2 separate regions of the Homo sapiens genome follow, and region 1 is linked to region 2. Evidence: read pairs that join two places in POLR2A ChIA-PET (ENCODE). Cell type or tissue: CD4-positive, alpha-beta T cell. All regions are shown on one strand. Links, peaks and the distances in the headings refer to the core of each region. The heading gives the core; the rest is flanking DNA.

Evidence for each region. ChIA-PET counts read pairs that join two places held together with the same protein. Peaks named below come from ENCODE experiments on the same cell type or tissue, not always from the same donor. Only the 100,000 strongest peaks of a DNase experiment are listed, where the experiment ranks them.
Region 1: POLR2A ChIA-PET joins it to region 2 with 5 read pairs; 3 of 35 experiments call an interaction of 5 or more read pairs at or near these places.

The regions. Positions count from the first base shown.
Region 1 is chr6:127,999,459-128,002,380 of GRCh38, forward strand. The region is part of intron 15 of PTPRK (protein tyrosine phosphatase receptor type K); the gene reads right to left. Among named protein-coding and RNA genes, the nearest start is that of PTPRK-AS1, 27 kb to the right of the region's middle. In CD4-positive, alpha-beta T cell, for the core only: no CTCF peak of the experiment used is centred there; no DNase peak of the experiment used is centred there.
Region 2 is chr6:127,919,790-127,922,711 of GRCh38, forward strand. No RefSeq gene overlaps it. Among named protein-coding and RNA genes, the nearest start is that of THEMIS, 20 kb to the left of the region's middle. In CD4-positive, alpha-beta T cell, for the core only: no CTCF peak of the experiment used is centred there; no DNase peak of the experiment used is centred there; H3K27ac peaks cover 171 bases.

The DNA.
Region 1 (2,922 bases), core at 189-2,688, 80 kb after region 2:
TCTGTCTGCTAGCCAGACTACACGTGCATTTATATTCAACCTCTGCCGCCTTGACTTATTACTGTTATTGTTTTTATTGCAAATGTATTTTGAGTCTCTTGGCCACGCTGCGAGAGAAATCAGGGCGCGCTTCTGGAGCAAAATGTGGGTTCCTCCCCTGGAAGTCTTTTCTGGCCCCTCCAGGTTGAGTTACAAAGCTCCTTCTTTATGTTCCCATGACCTCTTATTCATTTTTACATGTCATTTCACTTGCTCTATATTTTAATGATTTATCTACTTGGCTATTTTCCTCACTAAATTCTGAACACCCAGTACAGAGACAGAATATTTTTCTTTCTATTCCTAGTGCCTGATGCATAACAGTAACTCAATAAATATTCCAATGAATGAATTAAAAAGTCAACTGAATCCCTGACCACTCACAATTAAGCGTAAGTCCCTTCCCAATTGTGTTATTAGCTTAAAAAGAAAAGAAACTTTAAATTCTTTTTCTGTCATAAGAAGGAAGAAAAGAACAAGAACATTTTTGCCTATGAAGAATAAACAGTACTTTAATGACCGAAGTACTAAACATTACAACGAGAAGCATGCTCATATTTATCACATTTAAACTTACCACTTAAAAAAAAAAACAAATGTTTTAAGGGGTGTTACTTTGAAAAGCATTATACCGTCATACTCATTAACAGAAGAGAAAATACACTCTTAGGGGAACTTTTTTTTTAATGATAATGCATACTGTAGAGAATGATATTTAATTAACAGATAAACATATTTCAAGTGCTAGTACATTTGCCTGTTCTATCACCAACTCTACAAATAGGATATAGCAAAAAATGAATTGTTGTCCCCATGATAAACATTTTTTCTTCCTGGAGAAGGGAAAAAAAAAAGAACCCTACAATCAGATTTGTGTGCCTCTGTAATTTAGCTTGATTGCATTTATCTTTACTCCCTCTTATTAAGCTGAATGCTCTTTTTGTAGCATTCATTCCTAAAAATACACTGAATCAAAAAATCCCTGATAGATTCTGTTGTGACCTAACCACTCAAGTGAATTCATGTCTTTTACTCAGATTTTGCCCACCCCTCTACACAAAAACATTGGCTAACAAACATGATTCATGAGAGTTTCCTGTTCTCACTATGCGACCAAAGTCAATGGATCTACTTCTATTAAAATATTACAATCAACAGACCGACATAAAGAATAAATACATCTCCCCAGAAAAATTAAATTCAGAAGCAATTGATTTGGGCACTGCCACAGAATATACAGTTAAGGATGAGAAGTAAAGAGAACAGATAACGTCAGAGAGGCAAAATGCAATCACTCAAGCTGGAAGAAGGTAGCCAGGGCTCAGTGGAGCAGCCCCAGAGCTCACTTTTACCTGCTGGAGTAGCAGAATATTTACAATTGAAAAAGGCTCAGTGAGAAACACAGAATTCACCCATATTCCAAATCTTACAGATGATTGTGTCCCAATATAAAATAGACAGTGCCTTTTGTTTTGCATTAAGCTTTAATACAGTAGTACAATGAGCAGTAAGGTCTTTAAAATAATCACATATGCATTATTAATCTCAATACATTTCCACCTCATTAAACCACCTAATAATGTGACTAGTAGTGAGGGTACACGTACTAATCATTATCCTTATTATACATTTAAGAATAATAACTTGAAATATATCCTTGATTGAAAGGTTTTCTAGAGTTCTTTGCAATACACTTACCTGTTATAGGAACTTAAACCCAATGAAGCAGTAAAACACAAAAACCAAAAATACGAATCAGTATGAAAAGTTTCTAAGCCCTTTTAAATCAGTAAGTATTAGCATTAAGCAATATTTGAAGTGATTTCAGAAACTGCATTATAAATACAAAAATGATTGGATGCAAAACTCTAAAGACCACAATCCTAAGAATGATGAAAAATACAACAAATCATTTCTACATCTAATATGATTAATGAGATATTTAGCTTTTAAAGAATGCCAATATATTTTTAAAACCAGCTTGACTTTCAAAATTAAATAAAATGTGTAATGAATGTTTATATAACTAGACTTTATGACTCTATTGTGTTAAATCTAGCTTTCCTTAAACATGAATATCCTTTTTCACAGGGAAAATTACTATGATAATTATTACAGTTTATAAAACTCATACACATCATCTAATTTTCTCTTTATAATAAAACCCCATGAAAAAGGTATGGTAGGAATTATTATACTGTTTTATAGATGGGAAAACAAAGATGTAAGGTATTTTTATGAGTTCATATTGTAAATCCACAGGAGGACCGAGACTTGGACTTTACATATGTGTAGAAAATTATTGTAAGGAAACTTTTAACATTTAGGCAACTAATTTTTTTCCAATTAGTTCTCAATATTTTAATTGAAATTTATTTATTAACTTTATACTGACAGCATTCTACAGTGCTTAGCAGAAGATGACATTTTCAGAGGCATCTGATGTATCCTTAATGATCCCCAGTGATCATGATTTATGGCTCCTCCCTGTGTGATAAGACCACTCCCTGGGGCAAATCCCCAGTTCACTTCCTAACCATTATTGGTGGACATCAAAGGGAGAGTGCAAGTAGAGATGAAGAACATTGACTTTTCAGATTATTTTAGAATATATATCCTTTATAGTAATTATAAAATTATAATTTTAAATATTTATTTTAGTAAATAAGAGGTATATTTTACATAACTGAGTTAGTTGTGTTGTTCCAAAATATTTTAAAAATGCAATTGAACATTGATTGTATGTATAACAAAAATACAAGCATAAAATATAAGTTAAAGTTTTTTGTTCACAAGAAATGTTAAATATAAATAACAAACATGACATTTGGGAATTTACAAGATATATTTATTTGATAGTTTCCATATTTCTTTGGTTAAAGC
Region 2 (2,922 bases), core at 215-2,714:
TTGCAGGGTAGTAGCTATCAGTATCTCTAGTCTCATGTTAGTCCTCTAAACAACTCTGCCATCCCATCTCCAGTTCAAAACACATACACTATGGCTTCGAGGATTCTCAAAGCAGGGATCTTTATATTGATAAAAACAATCTTTTAGTGTTTTTGTGGAGGAGGTGAGGTAAACGACAAATTGACATTCATTTTGCCTTAAACCAAGTGTCAAAGTCTGGCTTCCCAAAGAGAATGGCCAGTATTTTGGGCGCAGCTGTCAAATCTTCCCAATTTACACAGATGCAACAGAACCTGTGAATTAACCTGTGGCATTTACCAAAGCCAACCCCTGCCAAAAACAAATCTCTCTCCTCCTGGCATACTGAATAAGAGATAGGGATGCATTAAACATTTACGAAGACACTTCAAGAGAGTCTCAGGTAACAGGAAGTGTTCTGAGATTGATTTGCCATGCTTTGAGTGCACAGAAGACAGAGGGAGACACACAGGGAATGTTCCTGAGACTTTTTCTTTTCAATCATCCTCCTCTGTGACTTTTACCCTATAATTTATTTTTAAAGAGGCATCATAGTTTTCTGGGTGCCATAACAAAATCTAAAATAAATGTTTTCACCTAGATAAGCACTATTAAAAGGAAAGGATACTGAATTCATTTGAATACATTTACAGAAGATTGATTTTCCCAAGGGAATGTACCTATCCTATTTCTTTAATTATTCTTGAAGTTTTGCCTATCAACTGACAATTTCTTACAGAAAGGAAGCAAAACAGCCTGGCTTTCGTGACAGCGAAGAATTATAATACTAGAATAAAAACAGGTTTGTCACTTTCCTTATCTCTTCTAATGTCTGAGTTACTGGGAGTCAGAAATATAATAACCCCATCCCAGTAACACAGTTATTCAGAATATGTTAAATCGAAAGGTAAATTCAAAGTCAAATTTCTCTATTTTTTGAAGATCAGTATACTCATTCCTAACTACAAGCATCCAGTATGATTAGTTATAAAACATTAGAGAAAATATGGTCATATTCACTTTATTTTTTCAACTGATTATCACCTGATTAGAAAGAAGACCATTTTGTTTCACATGATTTACTCTCAGCAAAAAAACTGTTTACTTAAGCATAGGAAAGCCAACCTTCGTACTAAAAGAGAACTGAGAAATTTAAACAGCCCATGATCTTCATTGCTTTGGCCTCTGCTGCAAAGCGTCACTGTGAAAAATTGGTCCTGATCCCAGCAATCAATGCTTTCCCACTGCACAGAGATGGCCTGGCGTCATTGTGCCATTGTGGCTGCTAAGGGCAGGGTTCCTTAGCAATGCATAATGGCCAGAACAAGTCCTCCCCAACCCTGCACTAAGGGCAGGCCCCCAGTCCCAAATCATTTCCCCATCTTATTCCAGTTTCTCTTCGGGAGCTGTGGTTTCTTTCTGTGGTTGAACGTGGTTCAGCTTTTCCTGAACCCTGTCCTCCCCCAAAAATAATTATCTGTTGGAGAGTGGTGGTGGTTGGACAACATTGTGAATGTAAAATACCACTGAATTGTGCATTTAAATGGGAAATTTTATGCTATGTGTATTTTACTACAGAAATTATCTCTAATGTGTATTCCCAGGCAGCCGAGAGGTCGTCTTCTCAGAGGACCCTGAGCTGCCTTTTTCAGCAGGTCCACCACCTCTGTATCTTTGCATGCTAACAAAGACTTTTTCTTTTTTTTTTTGAGATGGAGTCTTGCTCTATTGCCCAGGCTGAAGGGCAGTGGCGCGATCTCGGCTCACTGCAACCTCTGCCTCCCAGGTTCAGGCAACTCTCCTGCCTCAGCCTCCTGAGTAGCTGAGATTACAGGCACTTGCCAACACACCCAGCTAATTTTTGTATTTTTAGTAGAGACAGGGTTTTGACATGTTGACCAGGCTGGTCTCAAACTCCTGACCTCAGGTAATCCACCCACCTCAGCCTCCCAAGTGCCGGGATTACAGGCATGAGCCACCGCAGCTGGCCAACAAAGACTTCCTGTGCTAATCACAGATATACCAAATGAAATTGTCCCTTTCTGCCCTTTCCCTTCTCCATCAAGGGATGAAATATAATTTTCCTCTCCTTGAATCTATGTAGACTTATGACACACTTGACACCAATCAAATGTAGCAGATATGATGCTGGACAACTTCTGAGGCTCAATGATTACAAGCAATTAATTCATCCTCTTTCTCACTTGCTTGAACTCCCACACTGGATCTCTGAACTGCAATTGCAGCAGTTCAACTGCCCTGCAGCCACCATGCTGCAAGAAAGCCCAGACTAAAGCACACAAGGAAACCAATGGAGAAACACTAAGACTACATGAAGAGCCACGGAGAGGTGCAGCCCTCTGTTCCAGCTTCCGTCGCCGTCTGACTGCAACTTATAAAACCCACAGCTAGAACTACATAGTCAAATCCTTCCCCAATTCCAGACTGGCTGAAACCATGAGGTAACAAAATAATTGTTATCATTTTGATCATAAATTGTTATGCAGATATAGATAACCGGAACTGAAAGTGGAGTGCCATAATATACATCAAAAATACACGACTTTGGGTTTGGGATCAGGCAAAAGCTGGAAGAAACCTGTGAACTATTAACAAAAGCCTAAAGGGCCTGGAGAAAAACTTAGCAGAATTTTAAAAGGTCTCAAGGAGGCTGTCAGTCAAAACCTGGAGGAAAGTGAGAAGATGATATCAGAAGGTTAAGGAAAAGAGATCCTTTCATGCGGTGAGAGAAACCTAAGCAGAGCTGTCATCTGAGGTAACATGGAAAATAGAAAATGTATCTAACGAACTGGATGATCTATCTAAGGAGATTTCCAGGCAATGTTGAGATGGCTGCCTAGTTTCTTCCAGCCACCTATAATAAAATGAAAAGAAAGACATGAA